Regions from separate parts of the Homo sapiens genome. Here region 1 is linked to region 2. The links are chromatin loops, found by intact Hi-C in ENCODE. Cell type or tissue: natural killer cell. All regions are shown on one strand. Each heading gives the region's core, and the rest is flanking DNA. Links, peaks and the distances in the headings are about the cores only. Region 1 overlaps NUP98 (nucleoporin 98 and 96 precursor). Region 2 holds the start of PGAP2 (post-GPI attachment to proteins 2).

Region 1 (15,160 bases), core at 3,340-11,339, 53 kb after region 2:
TTTTTTATTACTCTGAGATTCGTTACGGAAACTATTACAGGATATCTTTTAATCTATATAAACTTCTTTGCAGGGATTATTTGGAGTAACCCAAGCCTCACAGCCTGGAGGTCTTTTTGGGACAGCTACAAACACCAGCACTGGGACAGCATTTGGAACAGGAACAGGTCTCTTTGGGCAGACCAATACTGGATTTGGTGCTGTTGGTTCGGTAGGTTTCTGCAGTTGACTGTAATTTGAAGATGTGTGTAAATTTGTTAAAAGGAATTTTCTTCTAAGGATTTGACTGTTTTGCAGGTATTTTTATTGGGTGTATTATTGCACCAGCCTAATATGATTTGATTCTGAGAACAAAAAATTATTTGATATAAAATGAAATTTCAGGTTAACTTCAGGTTTGTTTTCAATTAGTAAATTCTTTCCCTTTTAAAATTTCTTTGCCTCAGTGCTTATGTGCATCATACTTCTGATAGCATTGGTTAAATTGTTGAGTCTAAATTGAAATTCTTTTGCTTTATTTGAATCAGATAATTTTTAACTCCTAGTTCTTCCCTCTTTTGTAGGTGATAAATTGGTATGATGTTTGGGAATGAAATGTTTTTGGGGTTGATCAAATTGTTGAAATTGTTGAGGTACTCATGGAAGAAACTTTGAACTTGCTATTGTGAGTAGGTTAAAAAAATTAAAAAAGAGCCAGGCGCGGTGGCTCACGCCTGTAATCCCAGCACTCTGGGAGGCCGAGGTGGGTGGATCACCTGAGGTCAGGAATTCGAGACCAATCTGGCCAACATGGTGAAACCCCGTCTCTCCTAAAAATACAAAAAAAAAAAAAACCACTAGCTGGGTGTGGTGGTGGGTGCCTGTAATACCAGCTACTTGAGATGCTGAGGCAAGAGAATCACTTGAACCCAGGAAGTGGAGGTTGCAGTGACCCGAGATCGCGCTATTGCACTCTAGCCTGGGCAACAAGAGCAAAACTCTGTCTTAAAAAATAAAAAAGGAACACAAAGTCCCTAAAACATATGGTCCTGTTTTCATGGAGATTGAAATTTCTCTTTTCTTTTTTTAAACTTTGGACAGATAATTGAGGTAAGAAATTGAGAAAATTATATAATGCTTCAAGACATTCTAGTACTTCTGTTGTTGTTGTTGTTGTTGTTGTTGTTTTTGAAACCGAGTCTCGTTCTGTTGTCCAGGCTGTACTGCAGTGGCATGATCTCGGCTCACTGCAACCTCTCCCTCCCAGGCTCAAGCGATTCTCGTGCCTCAGCCTCCCAAGTAGCTGGGATTACAGGCGTGTGACACCATGCCAGGCTTTTGTTTTGTTTTTTGTTTTGTTTTGTTTTGTTTTTTTGAGACGGAGTCTCGCCTGTTGCCCAGGCTGGAGTACAGTGGCGTGCGATCTCGGCTCACTGCAACCTCTGCCTCCCGGGTTCAAGCAGTTCTCTGCCTCAGCCTCCCGAGTAGCTGGGATTACAGGCGCCCGCCACTGCGCCCAGCTGATTTTTGTATTTTTAGTAGAGAATGGGGTTTCACCATGGTGGCCAGGCTGGTCTCGAACTCCTGACCTCGTGATCCACCTGCCTTGGACTCCGAAAGTGCTGGGATTACAGACGTGAGCCACCACTCCTGGCCTTAATTTTTGTATTTTTTAGTAGAGGTGGGATTTTGCCACGTTGGCTAGGCTGGTAACTCCTGGCCTCAAGGATCCTTCCGCCTTGGCCTTTCAGAATGCTGGGATTACAGGCGTGAGCTACTGTGCCCGGCTTCTAGTACTTTCTAGTGACAGATTTATTGATGTATAGTCCACATGCCATACAATTTGTCTCTTTAAAGTGTATAGCTAGGTGATTTTTAGTATATCAACAAAGTGTGCAACTATCACCATATTTAATTTTAGAACATACTCATTATGCCAAAAAGAAATGCCATAGTCATTGGCAGTCACTCCTGATTTTCCTGTAATCATCTTAAGCCTACTTTCTCTCTATGGATTTGACCATTTTGAACACTTCATGTAAATGGAATCATAATATGTGGTCTTTTGTGATTGATGTCTTTCACTTAGCATAGCATTTTCAAGGAACATCCATGTAGCATGTTCAAAGTTTTTCTTGTAGTGATTTCTTCTGGCAAAGCAAGTATTTGCTACATTTCTCTTAACAGGTAAAAAGATATTTGATGGCCTTGTTATTTTTTTCTTTGCCTCACTGAAATCTGGTTTCATTGGATTCATTGTGTTTCAGTCGTAATCCTTAGGGGTTACCATTAACTTTTCAGGCCAGAAGCATTCCGTGTTTATAAAGTTAATCTTGCCCAGATTATTTTTTGATAGCCTTTATTCATCTTTTTTCTACCTTTTTTATGAATGTTAGGACATCTTTCTCCCACCCCATACCCAACCCAGTATACCTGAGGTAACCTGTATTTAGTTTGGTGTGTGTCTTAATATTATTTTAAATTTTCCTGTATTCTATTCTTTTTAGACCCTGTTTGGCAATAACAAGCTTACTACATTTGGAAGCAGCACAACCAGTGCACCTTCATTTGGTACAACCAGTGGCGGGCTCTTTGGTAACAAACCAACCCTGACTTTAGGAACCAATACAAACACTTCTAATTTTGGTACATATAAAAAGCAGGTTTGGCTCTCTTAAAGTTACACTGACTATACCACACGTTATTCTCCTGATTCGTATGATTGGAAATATTTAAAAGTTCTCAGGTAAGCGGTAGCTTGATGTGAAGTACCAGAGGGAAAGGTTTAAAGTCCTGGATATGGCTTGAGATAATTAGTAGGCATGTAAATTGCCTTTCATTTACTTTGGATTACTTCAGCAATAGCTGAGAAACCATAAAGGAAACACATTTGGTTAAGTAACACATTGTATGAGGCCAGGTTTCAAACCTGTGGTAGCATACAGAAGATAATTGGTTATTCTTATTTTTGTCGTTGTTGGTTTGTTGTGTTGTTTTGTTTTTGTTTTTTTTTTTTTTTTTGGTGGAGAACAGGGTCTTTATATCGCCTTAGCCTCCCAAAGTGCTGAGATTACAGGTGTGAGCCATTGCACCTGGCCTGGTTATTCTTAGTGAAAGTCAAAATATGCCAGGCATCATGGTGAGCACCTGTAGTCCCAGCCATTATGGAGGCTGAGTCAGGAGTATCACTTAGGAGTTCAAGGCTGCAGTGTGCTATGATCACACTTGTGAATTGCCACTGCATTCCAGCCTAGGCAACATAGTGAAAGTAGGTCTCTAAAAAAAATAATAAAATAAGAAAAATAATAGAAGAAAGTTGAAACCTTTCTGATTTGGGGGATTATTCAGTAGTTTATTTTTTACGGTTTCAAAAATTTTGAATGCATGTTCATAGTATGTATATTCATTGTTGAAAATCTGGAAAATACAGAAAAGATTGAACAATAATTTTCAAAACCTTAACCTACTGGGAAAAATGTAAACCAGTTTTATGGAACATGATGATATTATTTTATTTATTTATTTATTTATTTTTGAGGTGTAGTCTCTGTCACCCAGGCTGGAGTGCAGTGGCATGATCTCGATCTTGGCTCACTGCAAACTCTGCCTCCCGGGTTCAAGCGATTCTCCTGCCTCAGCCTCCCGAGTCGCTGGGAATACAGGCACGCACCACTGTGCCTGGCTAATTTTTGTGTTTTTAGTAGAGACAAGGTTTCACCATGTAGGCCAGGCTCGTCTTGAACTCCTGAGCTCAAATGATCTGCCTGCCTCGGCCTCCCAAAGTGCTGGGATTATAGGCATGAGCCACCACACCCAGTCAATATTTTCAATATATCTTATAACTACCTAATTATGTTTTCAAAATTCAGCATCTGTCAGATCAGATATGGGAAGTTTATTCTGTTTGTCGAGGGAAATAGTGGTTCAAGTATTTCTTGAGGATTTTGTGTGCCAGATACATCACTAGGCACTGATAGATTCTTTTTAGGAGTTGAGTACAAAGACATGGTTATTTGGTGTAGGTCAGCAGTTAACAGTTTTTTAATGAGCTTTTGAACGATCCTGTACTGGAGAAAGAGATCATATTAAACATCTATTGGAAGATTAATATGTTTATCAACTACAGGAAGAAGGTAGATAGTTCATTGATAGGTACCAATTCCTAAATTGATGTGTTTGGTTTGATTTTTATAATCCCTTTTAGTCATTTTGCTCATTCACTGCCAGAAATGATTATAGTTCCTATAAACTCTGTTTGAAACAACCGTTTTGAGGCAGTGGACTTGGTTACCATGGGTAAGATACTTGGTGTCTGTCTCTCTCTGTCTCTGTCTCTGTCTCTCTGTCTCTCTCTGTCTCTCTCCCCTCCCTCCCAGGCTGGAGTGCAATGGCACAATCTTGGCTCACTGCAACCTCCACCTCCCTGGTTGGAGTGATTTTCCTGTCTCGGCCTCCTGAGTAGGTGGGATTACAGGCGCCTGCCACCATGCCCAGCTAATTTTTGTATTTAAAGTAGAGATGGGGTTTCACCGTGTTGGCGAGGCTGGTTTTGAACTCCTGACCTCAGGCGATCTGCCCTCCTCGGCCTCCCAAAGTGCTGGGATTACAGGCGTGAGCCACTGCACCCATCCCTACTTATTTCTTTCCTATAAAATTAAAATGGAAAGATAGTTAAGGGTCAGTTAGCGTTTCTCAACCTTTTCTATTATCACTTACCCTTCCCCATGGACCGTTTGTAGACTATTTTTTCATTTTTAAGTTGTACCTGCTGTAATGGGACTGTTTTTTCTTTTTTCTTTCTTTTTTTTTTTTTGAGACGGAGTCTCGCTCTGTCTCCCAGGCGGGAGTGCAGTGGCCAGATATGGGCTCACTGCAAGCCCTGCCTCCTGGGTTCACGCCATTCTCCTGCCTCAGCCTCCCGAGTAGCTGGGACTACGGGCACCCACCACCACCCCCGGCTAATTTTTTCTTTGTATTTTTAGTAGAGACGGGGTTTCTCCATGTTAGCCAGGATGGTCTCGATGTTGTGACCTCATGGTCTGCCGGCATTGGCCTCCCAAAGTGCTGGGATTACAGGCGTGAGCCACCACGCCTGGCCTGTTTTTTCTTAATCATCATCTCCCTTCCCCTGAGATTTTCATACCACGCATATACTGTGTATCTGCTTATGTTGTGTGACTCTCTGGAGGGCCACAAACTATCATAATCTGTGATATTTTAGTCCCTCAAGAACCAATTTCCACTCCCTTTGAAAATGTGTGTTTTTAATAAAGCTCTTTTTTTTGTAGCATGCTTCATGTTCAAAATTAAATATTATTTCTTTTCTTTCTTTTTGAGACGGAGTTTCGCTCTTGTCACCCAGGCTGGAGTACAGTGGCGCGATTTCAGCTCACTGCAACCTCTGCCTCCTGGGTTCAAGCGATTCTTCTGCCTCAGCCTCCCAAGTAGCTGGGATTACAGGCATGCACCACCACGCCCAGCTAATTTTTGTATTTTTAGTAGAAACAGGGTTTTACCATGTTGGCCAGTCTAGTCTGGAACTCCTGACCTCAGGTGATCTGCCAGCCTCGGTCTCCCAAAGTGCTGGGATTACAGGTGTGAACCACCACGCTCGGCATTTTTGTTTTGTTTTGTTTTGTTTGTTTTTTGGGGAGACAGGATCTCTGTCTCCCAGGCTCGAGTGTAGTGGTGTGATCTCAGCTCACTGCAACCTCCGCCTCCTGGGCTCAAGTGATCCTCCCACCTCAGCCTCCTGAGTAGCTGGGACTACAGGCATGCACCACCACACCTGGCTAATTTTTGTGTTTTTGTAGAGACAGGGTTTGCCATGTCACCCAGGCTGGCCTCGAACTCCTGAGCTCAGGTGATCTGCCTGTCTTGGCTTCCCAAAGTGCTGGGATTACAGGCATGAGCCACTGCGCCCAGCCCGTTATTTTTATCTGAACACTATAAGGGTGTTTGTATAGGCTACACTTGATAAAATATATATATATACACATATAGATATAGATATAGATATATAGATATATATATATATTTTTTTTTTGAGATGGAGTCTCGCTCTGTCGCCCGGGCTGGAGTGCAGCGGCACGATCTCGGTTTGCTGCAAGCTCCGCTTCCCGGGTTCACACCATTCTACTGCCTCAGCCTCCCAAGTAGCTGGGACTGTAGGCGCATGCTGCCACGTCTGGCTAATTTTTTTGTATTCTTAATAGAGACGGGGTTTCACCATGTTAGCCGGGATGGTCTCGATCTCCTGACCTCGTGATCCGCTCACCTCGGCCTCCCAAAAGGTTGGGATTACAGGCGTGAGCCACTGCGCCCAGCCGACAAAATTTTTTTAAAGATATATTTGATGTTATATGTGATGTATATTAAGATATATATGATGTCTCCCCAAAAAACAAAAACAAGCCGAGTGTGGTGATTCACGCCTGTAATCCCAGCACTTTGGGAGACCGAGGCTGGCAGATCACCTGAGGTCAGGAGTTCGAGATAGACTGGCCAGCATGGTAAAACCCCATTTCTACTAAAAACACAAAAATTAGCTGGGCATGGTGGTGCATGCCTGTAATCCCAGCTACTCGGGAGGCTGAGGCAGAAGAATCACTTGAACCCAGGAGGCAGAAGTTGCAGTGATGGTTGCAGATTTCTGATTTGCTTAGAGGTTTTTTTTTGGTGTGCGAATATATTTACAGTCATCTTCAGTGATATGAAAATGAAAGGTGTCATCTTTATCTGAGTTGTCTCACCAACTTGTGTGCCGAATTTGAATTGTCTTTTTAATTGTAATTTGTAAAATTGAATTTTACAAGTCGATAAACTTGTCAGTGAGAATCGGAGGAAATGTGTGGTATAAACAGTGTAAGTTGGGATTTATTTCCCTTCTGTGGGTTTGAGATAGTTCACGAGTGTCTTGTTTTCTGCTGCTTATGGGACTGTAAGATCCCTTTTGATTAAATTTTTATTCAAAAAGGAAAAGAATATCTCCAAGTACATTTTTTGTGTTTTCATCAAGGAAAATTGATGATGCTTGAGTAGGCAGCACCCCATTTTTGTGGCATAGCTATTAGAAGAATTAAAGAAGAGATTCAATGAATGTCTAAGTCAAATATATTGCGATTAAGTCAGGTTACTTGATTGGATTTTATTTCATGTATTTATTTTTTTCGAGATGGAGTCTTTCTCTGTCACCCAGGCTGGAGTGCAGTGGCGTGATTTTGGCTCACTGCAACCTTCGCCTCCCAGGTTCAAGCAGCTCTCTGCCTCAGCCTCCCAAGTAGTTGGGATTATAGGCGCCTGCCACCACACCCGGCTAATTTTTGTATTTTTTGGTAGATATGGGGTTTCACCATCTTGGCCAGGCTGGTCTTGAACACCTGACCTTGTGATCCACCTGCCTTGGCCTCCCAAAGTGGCGGGATTACAGGCGTGAGCCACTGCGCCCGGCCTGCTTGCTTGAATTTTAAAATGACATGAAATACGATTGTTTTTAAACTTTTATATTCTTCAGCTTTCTTCTTGATTTTTTTCATTGAGATAATAATCCAAATACTGGCACAACAAAGTATAATATTAGTGATACTTTCATCTGTTCTAAAATAGTCTCTTTATTCTGTTTGTTATCTTTTTGGGCTACTTTTTCCTCCATGATTTTTTTTTTCTTTTGGAGACGGAGTCTTGCTCTGTTGCCCAGGCTGGAGTGCAGTGGTGTGATCTCAGCTCACTGTAACCCTCTGCCTCCTTGGTTCAAGCGATCTTCCTGCGTCAGCCTCCCAAATTGCTGGGATTCCAAGCGTGCACCACCACAGCCAGCTAATTTTTTTTTTTTTTTTCGTGGTAGTAGAGAAGAGGTTTCACATGTTGGCCAGGCTAGTCTTAAACTCCTTTCCTCAAGTGATCCACCTGCCTCTGCCTCCCAATGTGTTGGGATTACAGGCGTGAGCCATCATGCCCAGTGCTTTATGACTTTTAAATGACTTCATATGTTCTGCAAACAGGGTTTTCTGGCTAATGATTTCTTTTCTCTCATGAGAAATTAATGACATATTCATTAATTGTTTTGTTGATATTTATTTACAAAAAGAATAATGAAACTGTGGGCATAGATGAAGAAAAGAAAAGTAATGGCAGCAGTACAGAATAGGATCTTTGTTTGATACCTATGGATTTTTTTTTTTTTTTTTTTTTTTGAGATAGTGTCTCGCTATGTCGTCTAGGCTGGAGTGCAGTGGTGCGATCTCGACTTACTGCAGCCTCTGCCTCCCGGGTTTAAGCAATTCTCCTGCTTCAGCCTCCCAAGTGGTTGGGATTCTGGGTGTGCACCACCACACCCAGCTAATTTGTGTATTTTTAGTAGAGGTGGGGTTTCTCCATGTTGGCCAGACTGGCGTTGAACTTGTGAACTCCAGTGACCTGCCCACCTTGGCCTCCCAGAGTGCTGGGATTACAGTTGTGAGCCACCGTGCCTGGCTGATACCTGTGGATTTTAAAGGGAAATTATAGGATTTTGTTTAAATGGTGGGTCATAGTGAAGAAGACTTCTCACGTGTAATCAGCTACACGTTACTATCCTGGCTAGGTTCATCTATTCAAAATAAAAGCTACTGTGGAAAGTTTTGTAAGTAATTTTTTTCTTAGCAAGGACCTTTAGGTTCAGTTAAAGTGTCTTTGTTGATTGTTTTATTTTTATTTTATTTTGTATTTTTTTTGAAACAGAGTCTCACTCTATCCATGCTAGAGTGCAGTGGCACGATCTTGGCTCACTGCAACCCCCGTCTCCCGGGTTCAAGTGATACTCCTGCCTCAGCCTCCCAAGTAGCTGGGTTTATAGGCATGCGCCATCATGCCCGGCTAATTTTGTATATTTTGTAGAGACAGAGTTTCACCATGTTCCCCAGGCTGTTCTCGAACTCTTGACCTCATGATCCGCCCACCTTGGCCTCCCAAAGTGTTGGGATTACAGGCGTAAGCCACCACACCTGGCCAGTTGTTTCATTTTTTTTAGTACAAGTTAGGGGGAATTAATTTCTCTTCTAAATAAACTTGAAACTTGCATTGAAAGCTTTGGGCCTTACAAAGGCAATGTTCCCAAAGCTCAAGTGTGTTCACTTTGCTTGAATATTGATATTATCCTATATTGAATTGATATTTCTTTATTTTATTTTATTTATTTATTTATTTTTATTTGTTTTCGAGACAGAGTCCTGCTCTGTTGCCCAGGCTGGAGTGCAGTGGCGCAATCTAGGCTCACTGCAACCTTTGCCTCCTGGGTTGAAACGATTTTCCCACCTTAGCCTCCCGAGTAGCTGGGATTACAGGCACGCACCGTCATACCTGGCCTTTTTTTTTTTTTTTTTTTTTTTTTTTTTTTTTTTTGTATTTTTATAGAGACGGGGTTTCACCATCTTGGCCAGGCTTGTTTTGAACTCCTGACTTCAGGTGATCTGTCAGCCTCGGCCTCCCAAAGTGCTGGGATTACAGGCGTGAGCCACCGCGCATGGCCTTTGAATTGATATTTCAAGGCTGAAATGTAATTAAGTAAATATGAAGACTTGTTTGCATATGTGAAATTTTTTTTTTAAGTTATCCTACAAGTTAGGAGTCCTAAATATTAACTGAAAGGTTCACAACTTAAAGTCAGACTGCTTTGTGTTAAACTCCCTTATAGAGGAAATTGAGAGTTATATTAAAAGTACAATCCACTCATTCTTTTGTCTTCCTAGGTTTTGGCACAAATACCAGTGGGAATAGTATTTTTGGAAGTAAACCAGCACCTGGGACTCTTGGAACTGGGCTTGGTGCAGGATTTGGAACAGGTAAGAAACTGCTACCATGAGATCTAGGAAGTGACACAGCTTGACTTTCTAGTTTCTGGAACTTGAGAGATCTGTTTGATTATGTTACTGGAATTAAGAAGTCTACCTTTTCGTTTTTCCAGTTGCGTTTATAAGACATTCCCAGCAGTTATGCTTTACCAGGCTTTAAAATATTGGCATGTTTGTGTTAGAAGCTGTATGCTCCCTTTTCTACAAAATGTCCTCTGATAGTCCTGGTCTTTTTGGGATTTTTAGTATTTAATGTGAGAATTGTCATGAGGACATTAACTTTCAGTTTCCCCATGTTACTTTTGTAACAGGGATTTGAGACCTTAAACTGTTCATCAAAGTAAGCCCTAATAGAAAGGCAGAGCAATAAGAGCACATGCTGATGTAATTCTCCTTTGCAAGGAGAATTTCATTTAGTTCCATTGTCATATAGACCAGTGTCACCCCTTTTCCCTGATTCCTACTGTTAACAACTATTTTTCAGTGCCTTTGAAGATACTGACCCTTCTACCTGCCCAGCTGTTTTTAAACAGCTGGAGCGTGATGATGGTCATAAAATATATAAGTGTTTTAGCATGTACAGTAAAACTAGGTTGTTTAGTTAAACATAGAGTTTTGCCTACTTTTTCAATTCGTTTGACTGCAGGTGTGGTCATTTAGTTGCAAACCATTTCCATAGTCTGCTTCCACTGTCCAGTTAATCTGTTTTTTTTTTCCCCTTCTATCATCTGAGCATTCATCTGTCATTTCCTTCTTTTTTATTTATTTATTTATTTATTTATTTATTTTGGAGATGGAGTCTCACTCTGTCGTTCAGGCTGGAGTGCAGTGGTGCAGTCTCAGCTCACTGCAATCTCTGCCTCCCAGGTTGAAGCAATTCTCCTCCCTCAGCCTTCCTAGTAGCTGGGATTACAGGTGTGTATCACCATCCTTGGCTAATTATTGTATTTTTAGTAGAGATGGGGTGTCACTATGTTGGTCAGGCTGGTCTTGAACTCCTGACCTCAGGTGATCCTCCCTCCTTGGCCTCCAAAGTGCTGGGATTACAGGTGTGAGCCACCGTGCCTGGCTGTCATTTCCTTCTTAATGGAACCTCATTTTGTACTATGATCTGCTTTTGTGGTTTTTATTTTTATTTTTTTCAATTTCCCTTTTTTTTTTTTGAGATGGAGTCTTGCTCCGTCCCCCAGGCTGGAGTGCAGTGGCATAATCTCGGCTCACTGCAACCTCCACTTCCCGAGTAGCTGGGACTACAGTCGCACGCCACCGTACCCAGCTAATTTTTGTATTTTTAGTAGAGACAGGGTTTCCCCATGTTGGCCAGGCTGGTCTCGAACTCCTGACGTCGTGATCCTCCCACCTCAACCTCCCTAAGTGCTGGGATTACAGACATGAGCCACCGCGCCCAGCCTTCAGTCTTCTTTTTAAGATAAAAGGTGTTTTATTTTGAGACAGGTTCTTGCTCTGTTACCCAGGGTGGAGTGCATTGGCATGATCACAGCTCACTGCAACCTCTACCTCCCAGGCTCAAACCATCCTCCCACCTCAGCCTCCCTAGTAACTGGGACAACAGGTGCAAGCCACCATGCTTGGCTAGTTTTTTAATATTTTGGAGAGATGAGGTCGACCTGTTTTGCCCAGGCTGGTCTCGAACCCCTGGGCTGAAGCCATCCTCCTGCCTTGAGCTCTTAAAGTGCTGGGAATATAGGCATGAGTCAGTGCTCTCTGCTTAAGATAAAAGATGTAAGTGCTGGTAAAAAGTTTTTAACAATTCAGAAATTTCATGAAAAGTCCAGTCTTTTTCAGCTGTGAAATGATTAGGGTTGTTTGGCATGTATCTTGTCAGACCCGTTTCTGTGCATTTTTCGGACATGTTTACACACACACACGTCTGTACATACATGTCTTTTATATTTAGGGTTTAGGATTATATTCTTGTTTGTTTTTTGAGTCGGAGTTTTGCTCTTGTTACCCAGGCTGGAGTGCAATGGCACAATCTCGGCTCACCGCAGCCTCCGCCTCCTGGTTTCAAGCTATTCTCCTGCCTCAGCCTCCCGAGTAGCTGGGATTACTGGCATGTGCCCACATGCCCAGCTAATTTTGTATTTTTAGGAGAGACGGGGTTTCTCCATGTTGGTCAGGCTGGTCTCAAACCCCTGACCTCAGGTGATCTGCCCGCCTCGGCCTCCCAAAGTGCTGGGATTACAGGTGTGAGCCATCGTGCCCGGCCTGGGATTATATTTTTAAATGGAAACTACACCCTGTATGAGTGACTTTTAAGCCAGAGACTGAGGTGCATTAGTTGGTTATAATTAATATAGTTGCCTGCAATCAGCATTTGAAGAAAATGAAGTAGAATTAAAAATCAGTAGGCTGGGCCTAATGGGTTATGCTTCTAATCCCAGCACTTTGGGAGGCCTAGGCAGGAGGATTGCTTGACGTCAGGAGTTTAACATCATCTTGAGCAACATAGTAAGATGCTATCAAAAAAATAAAATAAAATAGATATGCATGGTGGCATGTGCCTGTAGTCCTAGCTACTCAAGCAGCTGAATGAGATGTGCTGTGGGAGGATCGCTTCAGCCTGGGAGGTAGATGCTGCAGTGGGTTACGATAGTACCACTGCACTCCAGCCTGGGTAACAGAATGAGACGCTGTCCTAAAACAAAAAACAAAAAAAAAACATTTAAAATGTTAAGGTTAGTATCCTTTTATGAAACTTTGTCTCAGTTGTGTTTGTGTTTATGTGTTTCGGATCTCAGTGATTTTCATTGCATGTGCTGTAGTTGAAAATGTTTGAAAGCACTGTCTTACATAGTGTTCTGTGACTTGTATTTTCATTTCACATAATACCAGTTTTTCTTTTGGTCAGTACATACATATCAATCTCATTTTGAAAAACGCTATTTAGAGCTGGATGAGGTGGCTCATGCCTGTAATGCCAGGTCTTTGGGAGGCTGAGGTGGGCGGATTACTTGGGCAATGTAGGGAGACCCTCTCTGTACTAAAAATGCAAAAAGTTAGCTGGGCTTGGTGGCATGTGCCTGTAGTCCAAGCTACTCGGGAGGCTGAGGTGGGAGAATCACCTGAGCTTTGGAAGTTGAGACTGCAGTGAGCGGTGATCATTCCGCTGCACTCCAGAGAAAAGTCTCATTCCTAAAAAAAATTATTTAGTATTCCATTAAGTACACACAATTTACACACATCATACATATACCATTATTTAACATTTCACCTATTGATGGACATTTATTTGATGATGTTGGCAAAACCCTCAGTGAACATTTTTTGTTACATAATTTTGCAGGTGTTAGTTTATTGTAGGATTGATACATCAAATTGGAATTGCAGTGTTGGAATATACGCATATTTCAGATTTTGGTTGAATTTGCTAATTTGCCTTTCAAAAATACCAGTTTGTGTTGCTCACATTATATACAATGCCCATTTTTCTGTATTTTCCATACTGGGCTTTTTTGTCTTTTCATACATGACAGTAGAAATTGGTACATTCCAGTTTGCACCTCACTGATTACTGGCAAAGGTGAATATCTTTGTTTTTTTTTTTATTTGCCATTTAAGTCAGTTCTCTGTTCATAGTGTTGGATTATTGTTTCTTTTTTTCTGCACCTACCACTAACTTGAGATTCTTGTTAATTTATATTTTATTTATTTATTTATTTAGAGACCGAGTTTCTCTCGTTGCCAGGCTGGAGTACAATGGTGTGATCTCAGCTCATGGCAACCTCCGCCTCCTGGGTTCAAGTGATTCTCCTGCCTCAGCCTCCCATGTAGCTGGGATTGCAGGCATGTGCCACTGCACCCGGCTAACTGTATTTTTTTAGTTAGAGATGGGGTTTCACCATGTTGGCCAGGCTGGTGTCGAACTCCTGACCTCAAGTGATCCACCAGCCTCGGCCTCCCAAAGTGCTGGGATTACAGGCGTGAGCCTCTGTGCCCGGCCTCTTAATTTATTTATTTATTTTTTTTTTGAGACGGAGTCTCGCTCTGTCGCCCAGGCCGGACTGCGGACTGCAGTGGTGCAATCTCGGCTCACTGCAAGCTCCGCTTCCCGGGTTCACGCCATTCTCCTGCCTCAGCCTCCCGAGTAGCTGGGACTATAGGCGCCCGCCACCGCGCCCGGCTAATTTTTTGTATTTTTAGTAGAGACGGGGTTTCACCTTGTTAGCCAGGATGGTCTCGATCTCCTGACCTCATGATCCACCCGCCTCGGCCTCCCAAAGTGCTGGGATTACAGGCGTGAGCCACCGCGCCCGGCCCTCTTAATTTATTTTTAAGGATTCTTTGTGTATTGTGGATATTAACTCTTTTTGGTTATATAATTGTTTTTTTTTTTTTAATGAAAATTCCTCATTATACCCCAGAAAGCATTTCATTTGAGCTTTTCAACTTATCCAACTTCTACCACATAAATTTTGCAAGAAATAAAAACAAAAGCTCTCATTTTGTTGTACAGTGTGATCCCTAAACATATTCAGAATATATCATCTGAAATCAAATAATGGTTTCTTCCAACCCTGTAGGAAAAAATAGCTTTGGTACGGGCAAATTAAGGAAGGCTTTTCTTTTCTTTTTTTTCTTTTGCTCAAATTCAAATTAAGGAAGGCTTTTCTTTTTTTGTTGTTAATAATTTTTGTAATTTTAATAGAGATGGGGTTTCACCATGTTGGCCAGGCTGGTCTTGGACGACTGACCTCAGGTGATCTGCCTGCCTCAGCCTCCCGGCATAAGCCACTGTGCTGGGCCACAAGTTTTATTTTTTTCCAAGATGGACTCTTGCTCTGTTGCCCAGGCTGGAGTGTAGTGGTGTGATCTCGGCTCACTGCAACCTCTGCCTCCCAGGCTCAAGCAATTCTTGTGCCTCAACCTAATTTTTGTATTTTTAGTAGAAATGGGGTTTCACCATTTTGGCCAGGCTAGTCTGGAACTCCTGACCTCGTGATCCTCCTGCCTCGGCCTTCCAAAGTACTGGGATTACAGGCATGAGCCACTGCGCCCAGCCACAAGTTTTATTTTTATGTGATCAGAATTACTTTGGCTCCTGGATCTTGTAGGTTATGATTAGCAATGTCTTCCCCCATATTCCAAGACTCTATAATTCTTTTTCTGATGCTTTTGTCTCTCATTCCACAATAATGTAATATCCTAACATTTTATTTTAATATATTCTGTTTTTCTTCAACAGTTCTCTCTCACAATAAACAAACTGCATTGTGTTGCTGTTGTATATTCCTTATACATGCCTCTCCTATAAACTAAAAGATGAATACAATCAATTAAGAATTTTACACCCCCAACCTTAGCAGCAGCATATCATGTAGGGAAATGAGAAT
Region 2 (15,160 bases), core at 1,968-9,967:
GAAAGAAAAGAAAGAAAGAAGGAAAGAAAGAAGGAAAAAAAGAAAAAAAGAAAGAAAGAGAAAGAAAGAAAGAAAGAAAGAAAGAAAGAAAGAAAGAAAGAAAGAAAGAAAGAAAGAAAGAAAAGAAGGAAAGAAGGAAAGAAGGAAAGAAAAAGCTTGGGCTAGGCACAGTGGCTCAAGCCTGTAATCCTAGCACTCTGGAAGGCTGAGGCAGGAGGATCACTTGAGCTCAGGAGTTGAAGACCAGCCTGGGCAACATAGTGAGAAACTATCTCTGTTAAAAGAAAAAAAAGAAGAAGAAAGAAAAAAAAAAGAGGCTGGGCATGGTGGCTCACGCCTTTAATCCTAGCACTTTGGGAGGCCAAGGCAGGTGGATCACCTGAGGTCAGGAGTTCGAGACGAGCCTGGCCAACATGACGAAACCCCGTCAATACCAAAAATACAAAAATTAGCCAGGTGTGGTGGCGGGCACCTGTAATCCCAGCTACTCAGGAGGCTGAGGCAGGAGAATTGCTTGAACCCAAGAGGCGGAGGTTGCAGTGAGCTGAGATCACAACACTGCACTCCAGCCTAGGCGACAGAGTGAGACTACATCTAAATAAAAATAAAGAAAGAAAATAAAAGAAAAAGGCTAATTATTAGTTATTAAGCTTCCTTAGAACAGGCTACCTGGGGAGGAAGGAAGCTCCCCATCACTGGGGATATGCGAGCAGAGGCAAAGTAATCAATTACAGATATGATGGACTAGCTTGCTTCTTTTATTCCTAGGGCTGGCCATTTCTGGGATACTCTGAGTGGGAAATTCAGAGCAAATATAAAAATTCCAAGGTGGAACCAACACCGTAGGCTCAGGCAGTGGGGACAACATACCCTCAGGGTCACAGACCTAGTACTGCTCCAGAGGGACCAAGTACTCCAGCAACTATCTATATCTTAATTCCCTAACTGGTATGCCCAGAACAGGTAATAGGTATGCAAGGTATGCAATAACCTAGCTAATAGGGTATTGATGCCATCAGCCCTTGGGGTCAGCCATAAGGGGCAGAGCAAACAGCCTAGTCTGTTTAACTCCATATACTATACAAATATTATAATTTTGCTTGGACTATGATTGACTTATACCATGCCTTCCTTTCCCCAGGGCACTGGGCTAGGGAGTCTTAATCATTTATTCAACCAACACTTTCTGGCCAGGCACAGTGGCTCACGCCTATAATCCCAGTGCTTTGGGAGTCGAGGTGGGAGGATCACTTGAGGTCAGGAGTTCAAGACCAGCCTGGGCAACAGTGTGAGACCCCGTCTCCACACACATACACAAAAATTAGCTGGGCATGGTTGTGCATACCTATTGTCCTAGCTACTCAGGAGGCTGAGGCAGGAGGATTACTTGTGCCCTGGTGGTTGAGGCTGCAGTGAGCTATGATCATGCCACTGCACTCCAGCCTAGGCAACATGGCGAGACCCCATCTCCACAATTTTTTTTTTAATTAAGCTGGGTGTAGTGGCTCACATCTGTAGTCCTAACTACTCAGGAGTCTGAGGTTAGGAAGACTGCTTGATCCCAGGAGTTTGAGGCTGCAGTGAGCTATGATCATGCCACTACACTCTGGCCTGGGTGACGGAAATGAGACCCTGCCTCTAAAACAAATAAAAAAACCCAAATACTTTCTCACTCAAATGCAGTGCCTGCCTTCAAGGAGATCCCCATCTGGTTGGGAAGACAGACACAAATATGATGTGATAGATAACACAGGGAACTGTGGGCACCCAGAGGAGGGAGTGATTACATTAGCCCCAAGGAGGATAGGGAAGACATTTTAGAGCTAGCGGGGCAGGGTTTTGCGGGATGATCAGGAGTGGCTAGCGTAACAGGAATATCTGATGCATTATCTGAGATAATAGGTACTAGGTCATGTACTAGGTCACAAAAGGGTACTCCTTCCCTTCAGATCGCCTGTTCGCCCTTTTCGTCCAGTTCTTTCTAATAGCTCCCAGCCCCAGGTCTCATCAGATTGGGTGTCCATACCTCAACACCCATGTCTACCCACTGACAAATCAGGAGGAGAGGAAACTCCAGTCACATGAAGTAAAGAAGTGGGGCTCCACCCCATACTCACAGCTAGACCCCACTGCTAATCCTAGCCATTTCTCTGAAGCAGATGCTCTTTACATGAAGTGGGGATCCAGCTGGCTGGGGCCTTCAGAACTCTGAGGGACCCCAATGGTCCATGCGCAGAATCTGCCTCTTCTCCACCTAAAGCCCCTAGGTTAAGTTCATTTCCTGCCCTGCCTTCCAACCTGACAGTCTCTTCCTCCTCCTCCTTCTGCTCCTCACATTTCATCATCCTCCCTAAACTACCTTCCTATCCTTCTTCTACCTAGAGCTCTACACTAGCCCTGGGAAGGAGCAGGACAGGAATTATCAACCCTATTTTATTTTTTAGAAATGGGGGTCTCACTATGTCATCAGGCTGAAGTACAGTGAGAAAACCATAGCTCACTCCAGCCTCAGACTTCTAGGCTCAAGCAATCCTCCCACCTCAGGCTCCTGAGGAGCTAGGACTACAGGTGCATACCCCCATGCCCAGCTAATCAATTCTATTTCAGACATGAGGAAACTGAGGCTGGGTCTCTGTCTCAGGTAATATAGAGTCAGTAAATGAATTACAAGTATAACAGAGTTTGACATATGTCCCACCCCACTTACTTTGATATCCTAGAGAAAGTGGTCTTACATCTTTCTTCCTGGCCCCGCACCCCATATCCCTGTCCAGAGGGTACACAGACATCTATGGAATCTTAGAGGCCACGGGACTCACCCCAGGACACATACACACGTACATAATCAGATCTCCATACAGACAGGCACAGATATAGTCTCTCTCACACACGACCCACTCAAACCCATTATATACAGTCATGACCCTCACAATCACACACACATATACTGAGTCACATTCCTACAGAGACAGGCACAAGCCCATAGTGCTACATTAAGAGGCCCAAAATACCCTCTAGCCCAATCCTGTTCTCTCTCCACTTCCCAGAAACCCTGGGGTTCCAGAATCTGCTCTTCTATGAAGTAAGGATTTGGCTCTAGGTCTGCCCTCTGGACAGGGATATGGGGCGCGGGGCCAGGAAGAAAGATGTAAGACCACTTTCTCTAGGATATCAAAGTAAATGGGGTGGGACATGTGTCAAACTCTGTTATACTTGTAATTCATTTACTGACTCTATATTACACTTCAGTGACTCCAGCCTCCAGAACCTCACAGAAGGCAGAGGGAGACTAACCCTTGAGATTTCAATTTGCAGGCATCCCCCCAGCAGCCCCGTATGTTTGATGGGCCCCAGTGGAGAGCTGGCTAATCTTGTTAAAAGATATTCAAGATCTAAAGAAGATCCAGATCGGCCTGAATATGAGGTATCAGTGTCCCCATGCCCTACCCCACAGTGTGTGGCCGTTGTCTCCTTGAAGTGGAAGAGCAGGGACCAGAGGATGCAGAAGAGGAAGGCGACAAGTGGACAGCAGACCGTGACCAGGGCCACCATGGTGAAGCGGAGCCGTACCAGGGTCCCATCCCGATCCAGTGGTAGTGGGACCTGGTACATCTTGTCAGACCTGGGGATGGAGTGGCATGCTGTCAGGGCCCCAGGCAGCCAGGCTGGCACTCAGTGATAAAGTCAGCCCTTGTGCTCAGTCCTAAAATTAGCTGTGTGCTGTGGGGTGGGGAGTCTGAGGAGGAAGGCACCTAAACTTGGATAGCTCTTGCCCTGGATGAGGAAGACTGACTCAGAATCCCAAGACAACATTCCACCTCAATTTCAGAGGGAAGACAATGAACCAAATCTGTGCTAGGATAAAGCTTGAATGGACTGGGAGAGCTTCTCCTCACTCCTCTCTGCCTAGCTTGACAGGCCTAGGACTAGAGAAGCTGCTTTAAATAAGTGTCTCTCTTTATTTCAAGAACCAACCCTAAAACCTACCAGTGGATGGCATGGCCCATCTCCTCCCCCAGGCCTTTGAGCCTCGGCCCAGCCTCCAGGCTTCAAGGCCTCTCATCAGCTCTCATTTGCTTCCCCACTGGCCCAGGGCCCTCCTGCACCTTCAGTCCCTTCCCAGGCTCTGTGTGCCTGCACCGCAGTCCACAGTGGCAGGGATTCCATGGAAGCTGACAGAACCCCAAGCCCCCTGCTTGTCCCAGCCTGCTCCCTCACGTGCCCCCAGGGTGAAAGGCTTTGCAGAATCAGGCCTGGTGCTAGCCTGGGATTGCTGTTTGCTGGAGAGAGCTGCTTGGTCAGCTTCTGGAGGCTTCCCAGTGCCCAGGGGGCTGTCCACATCACCCTCCTGTGAACAGATGAGGGTTCCTGGGGGCTGTGATTTCCCCCTTAGATAAGGGTAGCTAAGGTCAGGAACTATAACAAATAAGTGTATACCAACAATCCTAGCCCAGCTCCGCACAGTATACAGAAGGGAAAGTTGGAGCAGGAATCTGCTCAGGATCACATAACAAAGAGATACATGTGGGACCCACGAAGAGTTACACACTGCAACTCTGGCCTTCCTTGACCCCTTCCTCTCTGTGTCTGAACTTGAGAAAGGTCAGGTTAGGACTGGAGTGAGAGAGGCAGAAGAGGCACCTGTTCACAGGAGGAAGAAAAGGAAAAACCAAAATCTACATAGATGAGGCAGTTAGCCCTATTCCCATTGTAAAGATAGAGAAACCAAGACACTCAGAGAGAGAGAAGGGCTGGCTCTTCCTCAAAGCCCTGTGCTGAGCTGAAGGGAAAGCCATCCCTGGAACGTTGGCTTGTTGTTGCCAAGCTAGGGCTGGCTCCAGACACATAAAGAATATACCCTTCTGGGCTCAAAGACCTTGTCAAATCAAGTCCCAACTCTTCCTGACCCCACCCACAAGACTCTCCCTTTAGTCCCACCCTCAAAAAGAACCCTGATCTCAGTTAGGTTGCCATCCTGGCATTCCAGAACAAGCCAGGTGGCTACGCCTCCACATTCTCACCCATTTTCCCCCAGCTGCCAGACCTGATCAGGCAGCCTGCTCCAATTGCTCAAGTTCCTCTCTCCCTTTTAGGAGCATCAGGGATCCCAGGGAGCTGGAAGTGGCTCTGGTGACCCTCCCAGAAAAAAAACACATTCCCTGGATCATCCCTAAATGGACTCTAAGTCCCTTAGGGCCCTAGATGGGGAACATTTTCCTCACCCAGCCCAAACCTAGACTCTGCAGTTGCAGTAGCACTAGTCTTCCCTCCCAGTATCCCTCCCTGAAGGCTGCAGCTCTAGATCCCTGAGGAACCACTAGGATTCCCAAATTGAAGACTAGATCTTCAGGGAATGAAGAGGCACTGCCCAAATCAGGAGTTGATGAGGAGGTTCAAGGGATAATCCATTCCAATTCTTGGAGGTATGCCTGGCCTCCCATTTAGCTGTGTGACCTTTGGCAAGCCACTTAAGCACTCTAGATCTGTTTCCACAGTTCTGCAACATGGGAATCACATGGTTTAGATTACCTCTAAGGTCCTTCCAACTTGGTCATTCTACTCCACACCTCAGGGTGGAGCTGAAGGGCAATTGTTCAGCCTGCAGATAGTTCTACATTCCTCACAGGTACTACTTAGCTGAAAATTGCTTTCTTTGGAGCTACCTCAGCTCCAAAGTCCCTAGAGATCTCCTCAGCCTCGAGTCTGAACCCACATTTACTGAGTGCCTACGGAATACTAGGCCCCCTGCTCTGTACTTGATATACATTGTCTCTTTTAATCTCACCATAATTCTATGAGGTAGGTGCTACAGCCTGTATATTTCCATTTTACAGATGAGGAAACTGAGGCTCAGGGAGGTTCAAAACACTTACTCAAGGCCAAGGCTAATAAATGGCACAGCTGCCATTCAAAACTACTCTATGGGGTTCCAACCCCGGGGCCCCATCCTCCCCACCTAGGACTCCTGACCAGGAGGCCCCGCGGAATAAAGGGAGAGCTCAACCCCTGCACACCCGGCCCCACGCTGGGGAGGGAGAAGAAGGGGGCCAGCTCGGCAAGTCCAGAGAGCAGCAGTTCCTGGGAAACAGAGTGTGTGCGATAGGACGGCAGGTACCAGGACTCCCACAGCGTGGGGCCCGGCCCTGCAGAGGCCAGACCGCGCGGCCAAGCTCCCGAGTGGGGCTGCCCGGCAGCCCAGCACATCCATGCCCATACTCACCCACGCGGTGGTGGCGAGAGTGCCGGCGGAACCCGGGGGCCCAGGTGGCCCGGGGTCGGGGGCTGGCTCTGCGGGCTGGTCAGAGCGCGAACGGCGGGGGCGGGGCCGGCGCTCTCGGGGCGGAACTTAGAGAGGAAACTGCGCCCAGATCCTCCGCTGGCTCCTCCCCGCTTCTGGAGACCCCGACCCCTGGCTCTCCTCCTCAATCTGGCGTGTCCTCAAACCATGCTTTACAGCCCGGGTCTGCCCCCACTAATTTCGGCTGCGTGAGGGCAGCCGGAAGAGCTCTGGATACCTGAGTTTGAGCATGTTGGATAAGCCACCTTGTCGCCTTACCTCTCAGCTGCGTTCCATCTACCTGTTGAAAGAACACAAAATTAATTCAACAGGGGCCGGATTTCTTTCTCATCCGCCCGTCTCTCCTGCCTCGCACCTCCATTCTAACCGAACTATCCAGCCTCGCCCTTCTGAAACATTAAGCCAGTTTCCTCCCAGCCCTGGCGCCCCTCCCCCAAACTTTGCTCGTCAGGGCGGTTGGGGACATTTCAGCAATGGGAAGAGCACCTTTGCAGGCAGTGAGACCCGGTGAGGCACATCCCAGAAACTCTGGCCTAGAGCTGTTCCCGCCTTTGTTCAGGAGAGGGCGCCCTGTCCTACGTAGCGCAGAAAGGATTTCCAGCCACCAGCCTTGGGTCTCCCCACAATGAGAGGATTGATCCCCCAAAACCAGCTGCCAGAGTTCCCTCCCTACCCTGACCATGACTGACCCATGAAAGAACTTGAGGGGGACCCCTGGCTCCCTTTGCAAAGACCATCCCAGCCCAACAGGGAAGGAGGGTGAAGGGACCAAGAATTCCTCCTGCAAGCACACTGGTGGGTAGTCAGAGCATCTGCAGCGGGTGGAGGACCTCTAAGTTAGCCATACCTAACATCGCACTTTTCCACTTAAATCCTCACAGCAATAACACATTCTGAACACCCAGTATATCCCAGGCACTCTTACTTCTTATCTCATTTATTTAATCCTCATAAAAACCCTGTGAGGGCCAGGCGCGGTAGCTCACGCCTGTAATCCCAGCACTTTAGGAGGCCGAGGCGGGCGGATCACCTGAGGTCAGGAGTTTGACACCAGCCTGGCCAACATGGCGAAACCCCGTCTCTACTAAAAATACAAAAATTAGCCGGGCACGGTGGCGGGCGCCCGTAATCCCAGCTACTTGGGAGGCTGAGGCAGGAGAATCGCTTGAACCCGGGAGGCAGAGGTTGCAGTGAGCTGAGATCGTACCACTGCACTCAAGCATGGGCGACAAGAGCGAAACTCCATTAAAAAAAAAAAAAAAAACCTGTGAAAATAGATACGATCTCGGCTCACTGCAACCTCCGCTTCCAGGGTTCAAGCGATTCTCCTGCCTCAGCCTCCCGAGTAGCTGGAATTAACAGGCGCCCGCTACTGCGCCCAGCTAATTTTTGTAGTTTTTAGTAGAGGCGAGGTTTTGCCATTTTGGCCAGGCTGGTGTCAAACTCCTGACCTCGTGATCTGCCCCCGCCTTGGCTTCCCAAAGAGCTGGGATTACAGGTGTAAGCCACCGCGCCTGGCCTTTTTTTTTTCTTTCTTTCTCTCTTTTTTTTTGGAGACAGAGTCTCACTCTGTCACCCAGGCTAGAGTGCAGTGCCACGATCTCGGCTCACTGCAACCTCCACCTCCCGGGTTCAAGCAATTCTCCTATCTCAGCCTCCCGGGTAGCTGGGAATACAGGCGGCACCACCATGCCCGGCTAATTTTTGTACTTTTAGTAGAGATGGGGTTTCGCCATATTGGTCAGGCTGGTCTCGAATTCCTGACCTCAGGTGATCCACCTGCCTTGGCCTCCCAAAGTGCTGGGATTACAGGCATGAGCCTCCGCCAGTAGATACTATTTAATATCCTCATTTTACAATGGAAAACAGGGAAACCAAGTTACCTACTTACACAGCTAATACATGCCAGAACCAGGACTCAAGTCTGGTACCTGAGATAATTCACATAATCCACTATATGCTGTTAATGCCACTTAGCATTTGTTGATTAATTTGCCAGAGCTCTTTTTCATGTGTTCACTTTTGTTCATTCACCCAGTCTAGGCCCTCTCTTTGACAGGCCTCATGTGGAGCAATGGTGGAGGACCCAGAGATACCTCAGACGCACTCTGAGGGGCTCCGAAGTCTGGAGAAGGTGCGCACTCAGAGTGTCTTGTTCTAAAAACTACTTTTCTTGATTTTGAGTTCTCCCCTATCCTGTTCTTTAAGGTCCCAGGACAAATGGACTAGCAAAACTTTACAAAAAGAACTACCTCTCTCCAAATTTGGCAACTAGATTCAGGTTTTCTGCCTTGGGGCTTCATGTCATCCTCTTTGTCTAGCTCCAACCAGGGGTGTCTGCTCCTGGCTATTGTTCCCTATCTTGACACCTTGTCTGTTCTCTTGGCCCTAAGTACCATTCCCTGAGGCTGGGTCCCCTCTCCCTGCCTCTAGACTACCCCCAATGCCCAAACCTTGAGGTGCTCTAATTTAGATTAATTCTTTAATTCTCTGGTGATTTGGGAAATATGGGCAATTCTCCATATAGCCCTGAGCCTCTGTTTCCTCGTCTATAAAATGGTTTTATTTATTTATTTAAAACAAGGTCTCGCGGGGGCGTGGTGGCTCACATCTGTAATCCCAGCACTTTGGGAGGCCAAGGTGGGCGGATCACAAGGTCAAGAGATCGAGACAATCCTAGCCAACATGGTGAAACCCTGTCTCTACTAAAAATACAAAAATTAGCTAGGCGTGATGGCGCGCACCTGTAGTCCCAGCTACTTGGGAGGCTGAGGCAGGAGAATCACCTGAACCTGGGAGGCAGAGGTTGCAGTGAGCCGAGATCGCGCCACTGCACTCCAGCCTGAAGACAGAGCAAGACCGTGTCTCAAAAAAAAAAGGTCTCACTGTCTTGCCCAGGCTGGTCTTGAACTCCTAGGCTCAAGCGATCCTCCTTCCTTGGCCTCCCAAAGTGCTGGGATTACAGGCATGAGCCACCGTGCCCAGCCTGTAAAATTGATTTAGGAATATCCACACTGGGTGTGGTGGCTTACACCTGTAATCCCAGCACTTTGGGAGGCCAAGGCAGGAGGATCACTTGAGCCCAGGAGTTCAAGACCAGCCTAGGCAACATGGCAACAGCATCTGTACCAAAAAATACAGAAAACTAGCTGGGTGTGGTGGCACACACTTGTATTCCCAGCTACTCAGGAGGCTGAGGTGGGAGGATTGCTTGAACCCTGGAGGCAGAGGTTGCAGTCAACTGAGATCATACCACTCCACAACAGCCTGAGTGACAGAGCAAGACCCAGTCTCAAAAAAAAAAAAAAAAAAAAGAATATCCACATCATAGGGTTGTTGTATTAGAGGTAATGTAGCAGTGTGCCAGCCATGTGGGAGGTACTCAGTACATGATGGTCATTATGATTAGACATGTCAGCCACAGTGTGAACTCGTCCTGAACTTTTTTTGTATTGTCTGACCTTGGCTGTCACCGACCCTTTCTGAAATCTCTTTATTTCACTATCAGTTTGAAAGACCTCGCCTACCTTGATTTATGTGAGGGAAGATAAAAGAAATAAAAAGAGTTCTTGGGCCGGGTGCGGTGGCTCACGCCTGTAATCCCAGCACTTTGGAAGGCTGATGTGAGCAGATCACCTGAGGTCACGAGTTCGAGACCAGTCTGGCCAACGTGACAAAACCACATCTCTACTAAAAATACAAAAATTAGCCAGGCCTGGTGGCGGGCGCCTGTAATCCCAGCTACTTGGGAGGCTAAAGCAGGAGAATTGCTTGAACCCAGGAGGCGGAGGTTGCAGTGAGCCAACATTGCGCCACTGCACTCCAGCCTGGGTGAGAGAGCGAGACTCCACCTCAAAAAAATAAATAAATACAAATTAAAAATAAAAATACAAAATACAAAAATAAAAAGAAAATATTTGTTGGGTTGATTTAATGGAACTGGGTTTTGAAGAATGGGCAGTATTTAGACAGGTAAGCAGAGATTGAGGAATTGCTAGAAAGGGGACACAGTGAGCATGGCTGGGGTAGGTATAGAGGCAGGGACATAGACTGCTAAAGACATCCAGCTTTAGACCAAGCTCTGCCACTGCCTCCTGGGAAGCCTCAGGAAAATCAGTGTCCTTCCTGGGTTGAGGAGGAGTTATTCTTGTTCTTCTCAAAGATCTTTTTCATGACCAAGACATCCTTCCTGGATGGCTTTAAACCACCCACCCCCAGCTCACTCATCTTGCTCTAGCCTCACTCTGACTCAGATAGCAATTAAATCTTCCCCTGTTCATCTGCTTGCTTCCCTGTTCATCTAGCTTGGAATGTTCTCTCTTCCTGCCTCCATCTCAGGAAACTCTATCCTTCCGTAAAGGTATTTATGAGCATGACACTTTGGTAAGTTAAGAATGCATGTGGTAATTTCTAGGGAGATCACTAAAATAATACTAATAGGAAAAGAGAATTTAACTTTCAAACTAGTATAGTGGGAAAAATGGGCTGGGCATGGTGGCTCATGCCTGTAATCCCAGCACTTTGGTAGGCTGAGGCAGGCGGATCGCCTGAGGTCTGGAGTTTGAGTCGAGTCTGGCCAACATGATAAAATCTTCTTTCTACTAAAAATGCAAAAATTAGCCAGGCGTGGTGGCACGCGCCTGAAGTCCCAGCTACTAGGAAGGCTGAGGCACGAGAATCACTTGAACCTGGGAGGCAGAGGCTGCAGTGAGTCATGATCGCACCACTGCACTCCAGCCTGGGCGACACAATGAGACTGTGTCTCAAAAAAAAAAATATATATATATATAGCAGTAAATTCGTTAAATGCATTAGACTAAATGTTCTGGTTAAAAGCCAAAGTATTGGCTGGGCACGGTGGCTCAGGCCCATAATCCCAACACTTTGGGAGGCCAAGGCAGGTGGAACATTTAATGTCAGGAGCTTGAGACCAGCCTGGCCCACATGGTGAAACCTCATCTCTACCAAAAATATAAAAATTAGCCTGGTGTGGTGGTGGAAGCCTGTAATCCCAGCTACTTGGGAGGCTGAGGAACGAGAATTGCTTGAACCCAGGAGGCGGAGGTTGCAGTGAGCCGAGACTGCACCGCTGCACTCCAGCCTGGGTGACAGAGTGAGACTCCATCTCAAAAAAACAAAACAAAAATGGCCGGGTGCGGTGGCTCACGCCTGTGATCCCAGCACTTTGGGAGGCCGAGGCAGGTGGATCATGAGGTCAGGAGATCGAGACCATCCTGGCTAACATGGTGAAACCCCGTCTCTACTAAAAAAAAAAAAACAGGGCCGGGTGTGGTGGCTCACGCCTGTAATCCCAGCACTTTGGGAGGCCGAGGTGGGCGGATCATCTGAGGTCAGGAGTTCAAGATCAGCCTGGCTAACATGGTGAAACCCTGTCTCTACTAAATACACAAAATTAACTGGGCATGGTGGCGCATGCCTGCAGTCCCAGCTACTCGGGAGGCTGAGGCAGGAGAATCGCTTGAACCCAGGAGGCGGAGGTTGCAGTGAGCTGGGATCACACCACTGCACTCCAGCCTGGGTGACAGAGTGAGACTCTGTCTCCAAAAGAAAAAAAAAAAATTAGCCGGGTGTGGTGGCAGGCGCCTGTAGTCCCAGCTACTCGGGAGGCTGAGGCAGGAGAATGGCGTGAACCCGGGAGGCGGAGCTTGCAGTGAGCCGAGATGGTGCCACTGCACTCCAGCCTAGGCAAAAGAGCCAGTCTCCATCTCAAAAAAAAAAAAAAAAAAGAAACAAAACAAAATACAAAGTATTCTGCCCATGTCATAGACAAGGAATTGGGGCAGAGAAGGGTTAAATAACTTAGGCGAGATATAAAAAGTAGCAGATCTACAACTTGAACTTAGCTCTGACTCCAATTCTGCTGCTTCTCTGGAAAGAAGTCTCATCCTTCCACAATTCTGCAGTCCTTACAGATCTGTCTCCTCCCTAACCACCAATCCTTCACAGCTGCATACAGTGAGTTCTCAAGCCATGTGTATGATACTGGGGCTCCTAGGACAAAGCTGGACTTTCCTTGGCCAGAATAGTGTTGAGCTGTGGACATCTCTGGGCTCTTGATGTCCAGGACAGGGCTTGGCTCCAAAAGGGTTTGTAAGCATCAAACTCCTTGTCTTTAGAACGGAAGAAGGAAGATGATGATACCTAAAAGAGGTGTTATCAGAATTTAGACAGAGTAGGAGTGTGGGAAGGAACCCCTGGCTTCACAAAGATGTCCTTCCCCAGCCAGGAATTCTGGGAATGATGAGCCATGGGCTACTTGCCTACCAAAGTACCCAACAACGTATCTTTAGAAATCACCAAAGTCACAGGAAATTCTTCCTTGGAGTATTCCTCATCCAGTACGTATTCCTCCAGTCTTTCCACAAGTATGCACTATTTCCCTGCACATCTACTTGTACTTTGGACTGAATGTACTCATTTGCTTACTCATTCAAGACATTTCTTTCAGAACCATTTTATAGCAAAAAAAAAAAAAAGGAAAAGGAAAAGAAATAAAAGAAAAAAAGACATTTCTGAGTCCTCTTTCAGTGTCAGAATCAATGTCTTAGAATATTTAGAATGGGAACTCAACATTTTTATTTATTTATTTATTTATTTATTTAGAGACAGAATCTCCCTCTGTCACACAGGCTGAGGCTGGAGTATGGTGGTGCAATCTTGGCTCACTGCAACCTCCACCTCCCGGGTTCAAGTGATTCTCCTGCCTCAGCCTCCCGACTAGCTGGGATTACAGGCGTGGGCAACTATGCCTGGCTAATTTTTTTATTTTTAGTAGAGATGAGGTTTCGCCGTGTTGGCCAGGCTGGTCTTGAACTCCTGATCTCAGGTGATCTGCCCGCCTCAGCCTCCCAAAGTGCTGGGATTACAGGAGTGAGCCCCCGTGCCCGGAAACTTTTTTTTTTTTTTTTTTTGAGATGGAGTCTTGCTCTGTCACCCAGGCTGGAGTGCAGTGGCGCGATCTCTGCTCACTGCAAGCTCCGCCTCCTGGGTTCACACCATTCTCCTGCCTCAGCCTCCCGAATAGCTGGGACTACAGGCGCCTGCCACCGCGCCCGGCTAATTTTTTGTATTTTTAGTACAGACGGGGTTTCACCATGTTAGCCAGGATGGTCTCGATCTCCTGACCTTGTGATCCGCCCGCCTCGGCCTCCCAAAGTGCTGGGATTACAGGCTTGAGCCACCATGCCCGGCTGGGATACATTTTTAAATAATGCAAACAATACCATTTATTGAGGCCTTATCTGTGCCAGGTACTATGCTAAGTGCTTTAAATGTATTCTCTCTTTTAATGCTCACTACGACCCTGTAAGGCAAATGTGGTTGTTATCCCCATTTTATACAAAAGAAAATTGAGGTTCAGAGGGATTAGGAAATTTGCCCAAATTTCTTTTTCTTTCCTTTCTTTTCTTTTTTTTTTGAAGACAGACTTTCACTCTTGTTGCCCACGCTGGAGTGCAATGGTGCCATCTCAGCTCACTGCAACCTCTGCCTCCCCGGTTCAAGCAATTCTCCTGCCTCAGCCTCCCAAGTAGCTGGGATTACAGGCATGAGCCACCACACCCGGCTAATTTTTTGTATATTTAGTAGAGACAGGGTTTCACCATGTTGGCCAGGCGGGTTTCGAACTCCTGACCTCAGGTGATCCACCTGCTTCAGCCTCCAAAAGTGCTGGGATTATAGGCGTGAGCCACCATTCCCGGCAGGAAATTTGCCTAAATTTCTTTTTTTTTTTTTTTTTTTTGAGACGGAGTCTCACTCTGTGGCCCAGGATCGAGTGCAGTGGCTCGATCTCAGCTCACTGCAACCTCCGCCTCCCAGGTTCAAGCAATTCTCCTGCCTCAGCCTCCCAAGTAGCTGGGACTACAGGTATGTGCCACCACGCCCGGCTAATTTTTTTGTATTTTCAGTAGAGATGGGGTTTCCTTCTGTTAGCCAGGCTGGTCTCGATCTCCTGACCTCGTGATCCGCCCACCTCGGCCTCCCAAAGTGCTGGGATTACAGGCGTGAGCCATCCCGCCTGGCCCAAATTTCTTAATTAAATTAAACTGAATTAAATTAAATTAATAAATAAATTTAAACTGAATTAAATTAAATCTGCATCCAAATTTAAACCAGGGTTCTCTGACTCAAAGTCCAACACCTCTACTAATCCCCCACTGAAGAAAATAATTCACTCATTCGTGCATCAAATATCTAATGTGTACCTACTATGTGCCCTGCCTTAGGGACACCAAAATAAGTCAGTAGAAGAGAGCCTTAAAAATAATTGGGCTTGGAGATTAAAGGGCAAGAAATCAAATGTTCCAGAGGGCAGTTATGAAGCTACTGTAACTATCTAGGGAGAGTTAATGACTTTCTAAAGTCCAGCAAAGGCAAGGGAGTGTGGTTGTAAAGTAGGGGTGTTTTGGATGGAGGAGTTGGGGGAAGATGGCTGCAGTCAGTTGTTTAAAGTAACTTTACTATTTGGCCAACCATATATTGATTTTCTTCTTCCTTCAAGTATCTACTGAGCACCTACAATGTACCGTGTTTCTTCCATCCACTATCTTATTCCATCTTTACAACCCACCACCTTTTTTTTCCCCCAGTCGGAGGCTCCGTCTGTTGCCCAGGCGGGAGTGGCATGACTGTAATCACAGCTCACTGTAGCTTTAACCTCTTGGGCTCAAACGATCCTCCTACTTCAGCCTCCCTAGTAGCTGGGACCACAGGCGCTTGCCACCACACCTGGCCTTGGTTAATTTTTTGTATAGGTGGGGACTCACTATGTTGCCCGAGCTGGTCTCGAACTCCTGGGTTCAAGTGATCCTCCTACCTTGAACTCCCCAGTGCTGGGATTAC

Evidence for each region. Hi-C counts contacts between places; a loop is a spot of excess contacts. Peaks named below come from ENCODE experiments on the same cell type or tissue, not always from the same donor. Only the 100,000 strongest peaks of a DNase experiment are listed, where the experiment ranks them.
Region 1: it touches region 2 in a loop (2.0-fold over the local background); 7 of 110 quality-filtered maps call a loop at or near these places.

Annotation. Positions count from the first base shown.
Region 1 is chr11:3,747,953-3,763,112 of GRCh38, reverse strand. NUP98 (nucleoporin 98 and 96 precursor) reads left to right here. Exons shown (of 33, transcript NM_016320.5): 9 at 74-211; 10 at 2,487-2,574; 11 at 9,705-9,797. Among named protein-coding and RNA genes, the nearest start is that of NUP98, 42 kb to the left of the region's middle. In natural killer cell, for the core only: no CTCF peak of the experiment used is centred there; no DNase peak of the experiment used is centred there.
Region 2 is chr11:3,799,712-3,814,871 of GRCh38, reverse strand. PGAP2 (post-GPI attachment to proteins 2) reads right to left here and starts at 6,312. Exons shown (of 7, transcript NM_014489.4): 1 at 6,221-6,312; 2 at 3,448-3,622. The coding sequence starts at 3,612. LOC124902618 (a long non-coding RNA gene) reads left to right here. Exons shown (of 3, transcript XR_007062559.1): 3 at 3,316-3,707. RefSeq lists a silencer at 6,062-6,391. In natural killer cell, for the core only: CTCF peaks have their summits at 5,370, 5,577, 6,653 and 6,867 (motif pointing right); DNase peaks (open chromatin) are centred at 5,581, 6,351 and 6,841; H3K4me3 peaks cover 1,333 bases; H3K27ac peaks cover 505 bases.